Linked DNA regions of Homo sapiens: region 2 is linked to region 1. The links are chromatin contacts, found by Hi-C in ENCODE. All regions are on one chromosome and are shown on one strand. The core of a region is the stretch at or near the end of the contact, and the rest is flanking DNA. Distances in the headings are between cores, read along the strand shown.

Evidence for each region. A loop is a pair of places that touch in the nucleus more often than their neighbours do. Pooled maps may share reads with other maps.
Region 2: a loop to region 1 is called in a pooled map, with 2.3 times the contacts of the local background. The contact joins two enhancer-like sites. A Hi-C loop is called at or near these places in 1 of 168 maps with a recorded cell type or tissue (natural killer cell), 26 of 37 single-sample maps with no recorded cell type and 5 of 50 pooled maps.

The regions. Positions count from the first base shown.
Region 1 is chr15:63,483,972-63,491,008 of GRCh38, reverse strand. No RefSeq gene overlaps it. Among named protein-coding and RNA genes, the nearest start is that of USP3, 17 kb to the left of the region's middle. RefSeq lists enhancers at 650-779, 3,589-3,658, 3,689-3,738. Within about 2 kb of position 3,493, at least 10 of the 41 ENCODE cell types and tissues checked have a DNase peak (open chromatin) inside an H3K27ac peak, as active enhancers do.
Region 2 is chr15:63,893,814-63,900,866 of GRCh38, reverse strand. No RefSeq gene overlaps it. Among named protein-coding and RNA genes, the nearest start is that of MIR422A, 26 kb to the right of the region's middle. RefSeq lists enhancers at 3,759-3,808, 4,009-4,058, 6,410-6,911. Within about 2 kb of position 3,931, at least 11 of the 41 ENCODE cell types and tissues checked have a DNase peak (open chromatin) inside an H3K27ac peak, as active enhancers do.

The DNA of each region.
Region 1 (7,037 bases), core at 2,244-4,743:
AATTTCGGGACGATAACATGTGCACAGATGATATTTTTTAAAAACCTGGGAGAAAGGAGTCAGTGGGAGACACAATTTGAGAGCTACTGTGGCACTCTGGGGACCAAACTAAAGTGTTTGCACCACATGCTGGGGTAATTCAATCACTCAGCAAGCACTGTTTGAGCACCTGTGTTTCTCTGGCCACACTAGTCTCCCTGCTGTTCCTTGTCCTCACCAGGCATGCTTCCCTACTCTGCCTTTAATCTGCAGGGGGATTATCATAGCTCATTGTAACCTTGAACTCCTGGGCTCAAGCGATTCTCCCATTTCAGCCTCCCCAATAGATGGGACTACAGGCCTGCACCACCATGCCAGGCTATTTTTTTTTCTATTTTGGTATAGGTGGGGTCTCACTATGTTGCCCAGGAGGTCACTATCTCCTGGGCTCAAGCCATCCTCCCGCCTTGGCCTCCCAAAGTGCTAGTATTACAAATGTGAGCCACCACACCCATCCAGAGTTCCCCTTTTTTTTGAGGGCTTCCCCCTACTCAGTAGCACCATTGTCTTAGGTCATTTTCTGTTGCTGTAACATATACCACAGATTGGGTAATTTATAAAGAAATTTATTTCTTACAGTTCTGGAGGCTGTAAAGTCCACATCTGGTGAGGGCCTTTTTGCTGGTGGGAACTCTCTGAAGAGTCCCCAGGTGGTGCAGAGCACCACAAGGTGAGGGGACTGAGTGTGTTAGCTCAGTTCTCTCATCCTCATCTTATGAAGCTGCTAGTCCCATTCCTGTAGCAACCCATTAGTCCATCAACCCATGAATCCATGAATGGATTTATCCATTTATGAGGGCAGAGCTCTCATGACCCAATCACCTCTTAAAGGCCCCAACTCTGAATATTGCTACATTGGGGGTTGAACTTCAACATAAGTTTTGGAGGGGACAAATATCCAAGCCCTAGCAACCATTTAGCAAATGCGTAAACAAGCTGCAATTGTGGTGACAAGAGAAGGCACATCACCCTGGAAAGGACCCTGTCTCATTTTTCTTTGTTTTTATTTTTTATTTTTATTAAGATTATTTTTTAGAGATGTGGTCTCTCCATGTTGCCCAGGCTGGCCTTGAACTCCTAGCCTCAAGTGATCCTCCTGCCTTAGCCTCCCAAAGTGCTGGGATTACAGGTGTGAGCCACCAAGTCCAGTTTATCTCATTCATCATTGTACCCCAGTGCTAGGCACATAGTAAGCATTGAGGAAATGTTGAATGAATGAATATCATTTTTAAGCACTGAGGAAACCTATTTTTAAAATAGTAAATGTTATTATCACAACTTTGTAAAAAGTGCATTTTAAAATGTTTCTAAAATCCACTAATAAATACCAACAGTAAGCCGGACATGGTAGTGTGTCCGTAATCCCAACTACTCAGGAAGCTGAGGCGAGGAGGATCACTTCAGCTTAGGAGTTTAAGGCTGCAGTGAGCTGTGATTGTGCCACTGCACCCCAGCCTGGCCAACAGAGCAAGACCCCGTCTTTAAAAAAAGTTGTAAAAAGAAATACCAACAGCAGTTGAATGGTGGAGTTCTGGGAAATCTTTCGTTATTTCCTTTTCTTTTCTCTTCCTTCCTTCCTTCCTTCCTTTCTCTTTCTTTCTTTCCTTTTTTTTTTTTTTTGACAGTGTCTTGCTGTCGCCCAGGCTGGAGTGCAGTAGTGCAATCTTGGCTCGCTGCAACCTCTGCCTCCTGGGCTCAAGCACACCTCAACCTCCCTAGTAGCTGGGATTCCAGGCGCATGCCACCACGCCCATCTAATTTTTCTATTTTTAGTAGAGATGGGATTTTGCCATGTTGGCCAGGCTGGTCTTGAACTCCTGACCTCAAGTGATCCACCTGCCTCGGCCTCCCAAAGTGCTGGGATTACAGGCATGAGCCACTGTACCTGGCCTTTTTCTTTCTTTTCTGTATTTTTCCCATTTTGTGTACTATAGCAACATTTTTAATAATGAATAAAGTATATTTTAGTCCCATCCACACCTTCCTTCCTCCCAAAAAAGGAATTGTGAGAATTACAATTTACAACCTAATATTTTAAAAGTCTTGTGCCATGTAAAGTGTAAATGACGAAGACTGAGAAACCATGACCTGAACTTTATAATGCAATGAAATAAAGTTTACCACACTCTGACGTGTCTGACAATATGCATGAGGATTGTGTAGCTGGGCATGACCAACAATTCTCATAAAACACTGTGATTGGTATTACTTGAAACAGCCAAACTGGCCTCTGTCAGATGCTTGGGGAAGGGAGGCGGGAACTGGATGGGGTGTGTGTGGCTCTGTTGGCCTCAGAAGACCCCTGGATCCATAACCCAGGTATGCCACTTTGCTGGCAGAGAAGGCCAGGACCTGGGAGCTCCGAGGACCTCCGGCTGACAGATTTGCAGCCTCCAAGTGGGGCTGGTGCTGCACAGGCTTCACAAAGGAGCTTTTTACCACAACAGGAACGGCACGAACACCCCAAACTCTGCTTTCCTTCCCTTCCCAGCCTTCTAGATATGGAGAGTTCATAAGGATACTGCCTGAAATGTCATCAATAAAAATGTGTTGGGCAGCAGAACGATTGCCTTTGAGAGGGCTAGAGGAGAGAATATTCATTCACACAACAAATGTTTATTGAGAATCTACTATATGCCAAGCATAAGGGAGGTCCTGTGCATACATGGTGTCATTTCCTTGCATCAGCCTGATGAAGATGCTATTAGACCCCACTATACAGATAATGAAACAGGCTGGGAAATGTTAAGTTAGTGACACTGAGTCACACATTTAAGTAAGTGGTGGTAGTGGGGAGGGAGGTGGAAAGGGAGGGAGGAGGGACTCAAACACAGCCCCATCAGAGGTGGAGAGCCTCTCTTCCCACATTGCGCATTGCACAACAGCAGAGGTTTCCAGACTTCATGCTTACAGCCTTTGTGACCATCAGCAGCTACTCTGGGTCTCGGTCTCCTTGTTTATAAAAATAAAGTGCTTGAATGGCTCACACCTGCAATCCCAGCACTTTGGGAGGCCAAGGCAGTCGGATCACTTGAGGTCAGGAGTTTGAGACCAGCCTGGCCAACATGGCAAACCCCACCTCTACTAAAAATAGAAAAATTAGCCAGGCGCGGTGGCGGGCACCTGTAATCCCAGCTACTTGGGAGGCCGAGGCAGGAAAATCGCTTGAACCTGGGAGGCAGAGGTGGCAGTGAGCCGAGATCGCACCACTGCACTCCAGCCTGGGCGACAGATCGAGACTCCATCTCAAAAAAAATAATAATAAAATAATAAAATAAAGTGCTTGAGAAAATACGTTTCCCAAGTGTCCCAGCGCTGGGTTCTTTGTCACAGTGTTTCCTCTTCTTGCCTTTTTCCCCACTGTGATCCCTTTTCGGTGATCCTCTTCTTGCCTTTGTAAAAGCTCTGCGGGACCAATTCTCTCGGGCCTTCCGCGCAGAGCTCTCCCAGGGACTCCGGTCTCTCCCCAGCTCGCCCCCTAGGGGACACAGGTGGTGCTGCGTGAGTCCGGGCTCCCAGTGAGAGTCCATGCAATTGTCAGACCAAGTCAACATAATCACCGGTTTGAATTCAACTTCAATTGCTGCTTTACCTTTTAAAAAAACATGGATCTAGAAAATATTCAGCTCTTCCCACATTCACCAGGGCAATGCTGCTGAAACATTTAATGACGGGGAGTATTTGTAGCCCGAAGACCTACTGTTTCTGTGAGTCATATTTAAAAATGGGATTACATGTTTACTTCCTACACCTCAGTTTCTTTTAGGTCCTGTGAGACTACTGATTGATCCAATGCTGATTTTGCAGGGATGCCAAACTGTGATTATAAAACAATATATTTGTCTCTACTTGGTTATTTTTATTAAAATAATCAATTTTTATTAGGTAATATATACATGTGGCACAATATCCAAAAATCACTAAGAGGTTTTCAGTAATTATCATATGACCCAGCAGTTGCACTCCTGGGGATATACCCAAAAGAACTGAAAAACAGGTGTTCAAACAAAAACTTGTATACAAATGTTCACAGCAGCACTTTGCATGATACCCAAAAGGCAGAAACAAACCAAATGTCATCAACTGACAAATAAACAAAATGTGGTTTCTCTATACAATGGAATATTATTCAGCCATAAAAGGGAAAGAAGTACTGATACGTTCTACAATATGGATGGACCTTGAAAGCATTATGCTAACTGAAAAAAGTCAGACATAAAAGGCCACATATTATATCATTTCATTTGTATGAAATATCTTGAATAGGCAAATCCGAAGAGACAGAAAGCACATGAGTAGTTGCTGGGCCAGAGGTAGGAAGGAATAGGAAGTACTAATGAGCATTGAGTCTCCTTTTGGGTGATGAAATGTTCTGAAACTGGATGCTGGTGGTGGTTGCATGACATTATGAATGTACTGTATCATACACCTTAAAATAGTTAAAATAATACATTTTATGTTATGTGTATTTTACCACAGTAAAACAAATAGTACTCTATCTTTCCAGAAATGATGATGATTATTATTATTTTGAGATGGAGTTTTGCTCTTGTTGCCCAGGCTGGAGTGCAATGGCGTGATCTCAGCTCACCACAACCTCTGCCTCCCGGGTTCAAGCGATTCTCCTGCCTCAGCCTCCGGAGTAGCTGGGATTACAGGCGTGCACCACCATGCCCGGCTAATTTTGTATTTTTAGTAGAGACGGGGTTTCTCCATGTTGGTCAGGCTGGTCTCAAACTCCCGACCTCAGGTGATCCACCCGCCTCGGCCTCCCAAAGTGCTGGGATTATAGGTGTCAGCCACGCACCTGGACTGTAATGAGTTTTATTAGTTTGTTTTTTGTCTTTGTTTGTTTATAGGTTTATTCTTCAGAAAATTTTAAAGTTTTGTTGTTGTTGTTGTTGTTGTTGTTTTTTGAGACAGAGCTTTGCTCTTGTCACCCAGGCTAGAGTGCAATGGCACGATCTCAGTTCACTGCAACCTCCCTATCCTGGGTTCAAGCAATTCTCCTGACTCAGCCTCCCAAGGGGCTAGGATTATAGGCACCTGCCACCACACCCGGCTAGGTTTTTGTATTTTTAGTAGAGATGGGGTTCTGCCATGTTAGCCAGGCTTGTCTCAAACTCCTGACCTCAGGTAATCCACCCGCCTCGGCCTCCCAAAGTGCTGGGATTACAGGCATGAGCCACCACGCCTGGCTAAAGTTTCATACACTCAAATTTATCAGTGTTTGCCTTTATGGTTTCTGTATTACATGGCATGCTTAGACAGAGCTTCTTCATTCCACGATTATAAACATATTCAACTATATTTTCTTCTTGTACCTTTTTTATTTTTTATTTTTTTGAGACAGGGTCTTGGTCTGTTGCACAGGCTAGAGTGCAGTGGTGTGGCCATAGCTCACTGCAGCCTCTCCTGGGGCCAAGATTCTCCCGCCTTAGCCTCCTAAGTAGCTGGGACTACAGGACACAGCACCACACCCGGTTAATTAATTTATTTTTTTAGTGGAGAAGAGGTCTCACTAAGTTGCCTGGGTTGGTCTTGAACTCCTGGGTTCAGGCTATTCTCCCCCCTTGGCCTCCCAAAGTATTGGGATTACAGGTGTGAGCCACTGTGCCATCCCCTTTACTTTTATGGTTTCATGTTTGACATTTAGGTTTCTATTCGTCTGGGATTGATTTTGGGATAAGGAGTGAGGTAGCAATATAATTTAAATGGTTTTCCCAAATGGAAAATGATGTGTAGCCTGTTGTCTCAATACTATTTAATGAACAGCCCTTTTTTTCTCCTTTGATTTGAAATGCCAGCTTTAAAGTATTAATTCATATATTTTGGGTCTATTTCTGAATTTTTTTCCTGTTGGTTTATCTGTCTATTTCTCAGTCTACAATGCTTTGTTAACCAGAAGTCGGCATTCAATTTTATGGGGTCATCAATATAAATACTACTAAATTTGACATAGGTAACTCTTGGAAGTTAGAACACAGGAAAGGAAGGGTGGAGTCCCTTCATGTCTGAGACACTAGATGTTGATTCAGGAGGAAATATCAAAAAATTGATTTTTTAAACCAAGGCTTCCTGAATAATATTTTTTGTTGATAAGGCAAATACACATTAAATGTCTGATTTTAACCATTAGTTCTGTTGATTTTTGGCTGAATGAAAACATCAAAGTTTGAAACTATGACTTTATGTTCAACTTATTTATTTTCTTATATTTCTCACAGGTCATATATTTACAAAACTATCAAAAGCAGGAACTTGCAACCCTGAGGGACTCTCTCTAGGTATGCAGTGTCTTCCTCACACAAGGTTAGCAGCTGCTAGGATACTAATGCTCAGGGCTTTCAGTCTTATCAGTGATGACCTCGATAGAAACTTGAGTATATTTCCCTCTTTTTTTTTTGAGATGGAGTTTCGCTCTCGTTGCCCAGGCTGCAGTGCAATGGTGCGGTCTTGGCTCAGGGCAACCTCCGCCTCCTAGGTTCATGCAATTCTCCTACCTCAGCCTCCTGAGTAGCTGGGATTACAGGCATGCACCACCACACCCGGCTAATTTTGTATTTTTAGTAGAGATGGGATTTCTCCATGTTGGTCAGGCTGGTCTTGAACTCCTGACCTCAGGTGATCCGCCTTGGCCTCCCAAAGTGCTGGAATTACAGGCATGGGCCACCATGCCCGGCCAAAGCTCTCCATTGTTCTTTCTAACCCGGGGTCAGAAGTGTGGAATGCTTTTGCCTTGAGATGTTTTTATTCCAGCAAGAAGGCTCAATTTTAAACACAAAATGTACTTGTTTTAGCTCTGTGCTCCCAAACTTCCAAAGGGAAGATCTTTTATAAATTTGCTGGATTCTCTGTGGGTTTGTGTTTATTAACTCCCACCATTTGCAAAGTATTTTGTGGTGGCATAAACATCATTTTAAAACAGGAAGTTAGCTTTTAGTCATTAGTCTGAAATCAAGTGTTTCAGAAGAAATGAAAAGGCTTCAGCCAGAGGA
Region 2 (7,053 bases), core at 2,682-5,181, 410 kb before region 1:
TCTCCTTGGCTGGCAGACAGCCGCCTCCTTGCTGCCTCTTCACACGGTGGTCCCTCAGTGGATGTGCGTCCCTGGTGCCCCTGTGTGTCCATATTTCCTCTTCTTAGAAGGACCCTTGTCAGATTGGATTAGGGCCCTTACAGCCTCATTTTAACTTAATCACCTCTTTGAAGGCTGTCTCTATAAATACAGTCACAATTCAGAGGTACTGAGGGTTAGGGCTTCCACATGTGAATTTGGTGGGGACCTAATTCAGCCCATACACTGATGTGAATCTAATTCTTCATTTAAAAAAAAGTAAGTACTTTGCCTTCCTGTTTTACATCCAGCTTCTGAATACCCCTGGGAGATGGAGCTATGGGCCCAGCCTGGCACAGACTATCTTTGGTTTATGAGGTCAGGTGTGCCAAACCACCAGCAGGGCAGAGACAAGCATCTTTGTAGGCTTTATATTCCAGGCACCCTTGGGCACTGGACACCCTGCCTCTTTTCTTACTCAGGAGTTGATTGTCTGTGGAGTCCAGGGCCTGACTTTTCCTTCATAGAGACGTTGTAGTTCACCTCTTACGCGTGGTGGCGTGTGCCTGTAAGCCCAGCTACTCAGGAGGCTGAGGAAGGAGAATTGCTTGAACCCGGGAGGTGGGGGTTGAAGTGAGCCAAGATCATGCCACTGCACTCCAGCCTGGGTGACAGAGTGAGACTCCCACTCAAAAAAAAAAAAAAAAAATCTCCACAGTGTAACTCTGCTGTGGTTGGTGTGTATCTGCCTTTTTCACTCGTTTTTATAGATGAAATACTATTTTATGATGCATCCCAACAAGTATTTGTTAATTTCAAGACAGTAGTGGATAAAAGTGAGGTGCATGGGGGGTTAAGGTAAGAAAGAAGCTGGGAAGGCCGGGCACAGTGGCTCACGCCTGTAATCCCAGCATTTTGGGAGGCTGAGGTGAACAGATCACCTGGGGTCAGAAGTTCGAGACCAGCCTGGCCAACATGGTGAAATCCTGTCTCTACTAAAAATACAAAAATTATCCAGGCATGGTGGCGGGCGCCTGTCATTCCAGCTACTCAGGAGGCTGAAGCAGAAGAATCACTTGAACTTGGGAGGTAGAGGTTGCAGGGAGCTGAGATTGCACCACTGCACTCCAGCCTGGGCAAGAAAAGCGAAACTCTGTCTCGAAAAGAAGAAAAAAAAAAGAAGAAAAAGCTGGGAAGAATTATGTTGCCATTGAAACTTAGAAATATACTTCAAATAGCCAAAGAGTTTCATTGTTTTGGCTGCTTCACTTATTTACACACTTTGCCCCTGTGAGCAGGCACTGAGTGTTTGTCTCTGGGCTGGCTGGCAAGACAGAGGGTGGTGGAGGTGCTTGGAAGATCTGTCCGGAAGGGCCGGGCAGCCTGACGGAAGGTCGTGCAAGCTTCCCGTCTGTGGGTGCAAGAGGAAGCTCTGGATGGGAGCTCTTTGAAGGGAAGGACTGTGTCAGTTCATTTATGGGGCTCCACAGTGTGCTGGTGCCTGGCAGATGGTATGAAGATCTGAGGAGGAAAGGTGGGGTGGGAGGGAATGAAGGAGGGAATGAAGGAAGGAGGGAAGGAGATAAGAAGTGTGGCAGCCCCGGAAGTGCCTTCAAGAGAGAACCCGCAGCAAAGAGTGCTATTCACTGCTGGCCCCCAGCTGCCACCCCTTCAGGGTGTTGTATTAGTTTGCTAAGTGCCAGCTGACTTTTCAAATACTGTTCTAGCCTGTAGGTTTAAGTCCAAAGAGACATGAAGGCACCTGGAGCATGAGCTGGCAAACTCAGCCCAGTTGGCCTTGGAAGTTGTCCTCAGACCCACGTCCTTACTCAAACTCCAAGAGGAGGCGATGTTTGAGGAGGCAGGGCTGGGAGGGGCAGGGGTATATTCTACCCCTTCTCCTTAAAAGGGGAATAAAAATCCCAGCCCAGGTATTCTCAGAGCATTCTCAGAGTAGCCACAAGGTCTTCACTCTCCGTAGGCTGCTTTTGGCCAGTGATTGAGCATGGTGGGATGGGAGACACGCGGCGGGTACTCGAACCAGGCCATTCCTGCCCAGCATGGGACCCTTCTAATATTTGCCCCTGGACTGCTCATCACCTGGCTGAGCCCTTCTCTGGGTTGCTCTGCCATCAGAGGCACTTCCTAGCCAGCCCTCCTTCCTTCCCACCCTCCTTCCTTAGGTGTCACACCTACATCATGGCCTGAAAGCTCTCCCTTGCCTACTCCTGCTTCCTTTCCCCTTCATCCTTCATAGGCGTTCCTCATCCCACACCCCAGGTCTCCAGCACTTCTCATCCCATCTTGGCATCTGCTTCCTGAAGAATCTGAACCCACATAGGAGAGAGGGCAAAAGGAGGAAAGTTTGAATTTGCTCCTTCTTTTTGTCTCCACTGATTCCTTTGGCAGGCATGGACTGACACAGCCACTGCACTCACCTTAAAGCTGTCAGCTGGGGACAGTGGTGCACCTGTAGTCCCAGCCACTTGGGAGGCTGAGGCGAGAGGACTGCTTGGGTCCAGGAGTTGGAGGCTACATTGCAAACTATGATTGTATCTGTGAATAGTCACTGCAGTGAGACCTGTCTCTTAAAGAAAGACAAAAAGGAAAAGAAAGCTGTGAACAGAGCAGTTGGTACTCAATTCGTCTTTAAAAAAAAAAATCAATGGTGGGCCAGGCGCGGTGGCTCACACCTGTAATCCCATCACTTTGGGAGGCTGAGGCAGGTGGATCACCTGAGGTCGGGAGTTCGAGACCAGCCTGGCCAATATGGTGAAACCCTGTTTCTAATAAAAATACAAAAATTAGCTGGGCATGCTGGTGGGCACTGTAATCCCAGCTACTTGGGAAGCTGAGGCAGGTGACTCGCTTGAACCCGGGAGGCAGAGGTTGCAGTGAGCCAACATGGCACCATTGCACTCCAGCCTGGGAAACAATAGTGAAACTCCATCTCAAAAAAAAAAAGAGACCAAGAAGCATGACATGAGGGGCGCATGGGAGAAGCTGCGGTTTCTAACTCTGGGAATCTGGAGGACTATATGAACAAGGTGGACTTTAATTTGGCCTTAAAGGATGGGTGCTAAGAGAAGGGACAGGAAGTTATGGGTTAGTATTCTGATTGCTTGTCCTTACGCCTTCTCGTGGCTGAACTTTGGAAAGCTACCAATTAAATGAAAGAATGAGACTTCTGCGGGTTAACTGCACGGTGGTGAATTAGTAGTTCTACCATTTTCCCCTTCTCTGTCCATTGTGACCCTGGTTCTTGGTCAGAGACCAGAGGGCCCTGTCGGAGAGCCAGTGGCCATCTGTTGGGGTTGGCAGAGGCATTCAAGGTCAGGCATACGGGACAGATCTGATTCTTCCTGAGTCCTCTGGAGGAGTCTGTGTGTGTGTGTGTGTGTGTGTGTGTGTGTGTGTGTGTGTGTGTGTCTGGCTGTATTCGGGTAACTGTGTGTTTCTGGGCATACCTAGGCACCCGTTGTGGACATGTCTCTGTGGGGTGTGTGGACGTGTGTGGATGTGTCTGGGTGTTTGTGTGTGTGGATGTCTTTGTGTGTGTATCTGACTGTCCGGGGGCCTGTGTGTGCATGTGTGTGTTGGGTGTCTGTGCATGTCCGCGTGTCTGCGTTTGGGGTACGTTTGGGTATCAGTGTGTGCACATCTGTCTCTGTAGTGGATGTGTCTGTGTGTGTGTGTGTGCATCTGAGTGTGTGTCTGGGTGAATGTGTGTTGTCCAAAAGGACTCATGGAGAAAGCGCCTCCTGGGCCCAGGCTTTGCAGAATCTATTCTGCTGTCAGACCTCTGAGGCAGGTCAGAGTGACATTCTGGGCGATGTGGTTGAGGACAGCCGCATCTGCTGAGTCATAAGGATGTGGGCCCTGTGTGTTCACAGTTGGACATATCGCCTTTCACACCCACGGAGGGGAAATTTCAGCCAGGCTGGCTGACCCTGCATTCTTTCAGAAGGTCATGACCTCAAGTAGCCCAGGGAAGGAGAGGAAACAGGAATGCTCGTAAGACCTAGAGGTTGGCAGAAGGTGAACTGAGACCCAGGTGTTCCCCAGCTGGGTCCGCTGGGTCGTGGCTTTCTCAGGCCTTTCCAATAACTAAGCTGAGGGCTTTGGAACTGATGGGACACTTCCTGGTGGGGGAGGAAGCCCGGGCAGATTTTCTTAAATGATACAAACTGCCAAGCTCACCAAACTTTCACAATCGATGCTGACCCTGGAAAGCCCCACAAAGCCATAAGAGTCTAGACTCTGGAAAATCCTTCTCCTTCCTCTCCAAATCAACCAATCAGCAAATAAACACCACTACACATAGTATGCTTAGCTGCCATGCAATCAAGCGAGGCTTTCACGCTTATCGGATTTAAACAGTAACGTTTCCCCAGGGATGGCAGGGGCAGAAAGCCTCAGTCCCAGGCTTCTTGGTTGGAATGGGTTTCACAGGTTCTTTCCTAATATCAGATGGGGAGGGGTGAGGAGGGCATTTGCCCGCTGGAGCACACCTGGGAGAGCACCACTTGTGAGGGAAGGGTTCCAGCAGGACATCGATGGGAAACGCACATCAGGAAATGAACATCTGAGCATTTACATGCACCCAGCATGGGGAAGGCACTGGAGAATATTCTGCAGGAGGATATTCCTGTTCCTAAGGAGCCCGAGCTGGGAGCGCACCTGTGGATATTCAGCTTGCCCATAGATGAGCTGCTTCCCCTGGCCACGTGAGATATGGATGAGGTAAGGAAAGGCGATGTGAGTACATCGAGGTGGGGTTGGTCCTTCGGGGGAGGCGGTGATCAGAGGAAGGCAGGGAGGCTGGCCTGGAGCAGGAGGGTGTCACCACTGGTCACTCCTTGTATTCAGACAGTGAAGGCCACTGACAAAATGTCACACTTGCTGTGACCACTGGTCTCCAGTAAGGTCCAGCCAGCCTGTGGGGCCTTGTGGGTCTGGCATGCTGGGCAGCGGGTTTGATGGGGGGGTGTCAGGTTCTCCTGGGGAGAGAGGGCCCCAGGAGGGACATTGAGGTAGTCAGTACTTGGTCTAAGCAGGGGTTTCAGAGACTTTGTAGATGCTCGTCCAACACCACTGAAGATGCCCAGGGGCGACAGGGAGCTCAGGATCTCTTGGCAGGACCCTTAAGGGCTGGTGTCAAACTGTTCAGGTTGTTACAAGTTCTTTCTCAGGTTAAGCTCAAGTTTGCCTCCCCGCAGATCCATCCATTGTCCTGGTTCTGTCTTCTGGGGTCATATCTATTTAGCAAATATAGAGACAAAGATGGGAAAAGATAGTTCATGTCCTCAAGGAATCCACAGTGCAGTGACAAGGATGAAATAGGCGCTAAGCTGGGAGCTGAGGAAGGAGTCCTGTGTTCCGAGGGATGGGGGCCCAGGCAGGCCTCCAGAGGAAGTAGCCTTTGAGTGCGCTTCACAGATAAGAGGATTCACATGGGTGGAGGGGGCTGCAGAGTCCAGGCCAGGAACAGCTTGAGCAAAGACACAGAGGTAGGAGAGAGCAAGGTATCCCCTGGGGACGCGGGGCACCCTGTTGGGGTGGGGCCTGCTGCGGTGGGGAAGGGGGCTAGATAAAGAGGGGCTTCAACCCAGGCTTAGGCCTTTATTCAGCAAGCTATGGGGAGGGTTGAGAGGTTTCGTGAGACTTTATCAGAGCTGTGGCTAAGATCAGGGGTTCTCAAAGTGTGGTCCCTGGCCAGCAGCATTAGGGTCATCTGGGAACTTAGAAATGCAAATTCTCCAGCTGCCTCCCAGACCTCCTAGATCAGAAACTCTGAGGGTACTTTAATAGGCCCTCCAGGTGATTCTGATGTGCTGCTTTAGAAAAACAACCCGAGAGCTGAGGGAGAGAGGGGAGGTGGGGGGAGCCTGGAAGAGGCCGCAGGTGCTGCTGCATCCTCAAAAAGCAATCACAGCTGGAAGATGGACCCGAGCATGGGAGGAGATATCACTAACAACGCTCCCAACTACAGTAACCAACTGTCCCAGCTTGCCTGGGACCTGAGAGGTTTCATGGGACATGGGACTTTCAGTGCTAAAACCAGGAGAGCCCAGGGCAAACTGGGATAGTCAGCTACCCTGCCCTAACACTGCCCAGGAAGACGTACTGCTCAGGTTGTTTATGAAGGGAATGGGTGAACGGTGGAGTTCCCAACAACGCTGAAGCCCATCCTCGAGGACTTTGTAGTGGCTAAAGTTGCCTGTCCCTCTTGTCACCCGTTTCTGGTGCCTGCTGTGCCTGGCAGGAGCCCTTCCCACATGCCTCTGCTGTGTCCAGGCTCTGGAGACCAGAGCAGAAAGGGAGGTGGAGCCCAGGCCAGTGACAAGAATACAAGGCTGGCTCTCCATGGCCATGTCGCTGGCCAGGCGCCTCGGTCACATGAAATACAATATGGCTGAGGCCTCTCTGACCCTGCTGATGCTGCTGGAAGCTGAAAATACCCAGGGTCCCGGCCTGGGCGCCCGGGTGGCTCCTCTGGGCCAGGAATCAGAGGAGAGGCTGTGGTGACTCAGCCAGGCTCTGGCCTCTGTGGGGTGATTTCAGGGCACTGCAGCCTCCCACCTTTCCTACAGGTGGAGGTTTTTAAAACAGGAGCCTTTTTATTTATCACCCCAGCTGCCTTCAACACATACAGGGGATGGTGGGGAGAGTGACTTCACCATGTTCACTGAGCTGTTAAACACCAGACAGCAAGCCTGCCTATGGAAGCTTGCTCAGAAAAGTGGGGCAGCTGCTTTCTGAAGACCCCAGTGAGCCCCTCCCCGTGTCTTGTTGATCCACACGCCCTATCCATGGACCAGTCACGGAGGCTGAGGGATGGATGAGGGTGATTTGTTTAGGCCTGAGACCCAAGGCCTTAGTGCCTAGGGTGGAGTTAGCTTCCCCGAAACTGGAAGGAGGAGAACTGGTCATTGCTAAGAGAAGGGGAACAGCTGCTGGGAGGTGAACCTCATGTCTCCTTCAATTCTCTTCCTCTGCTTCTGCTGTGGTGCTCTCTACTTTTTCAGAACTGCC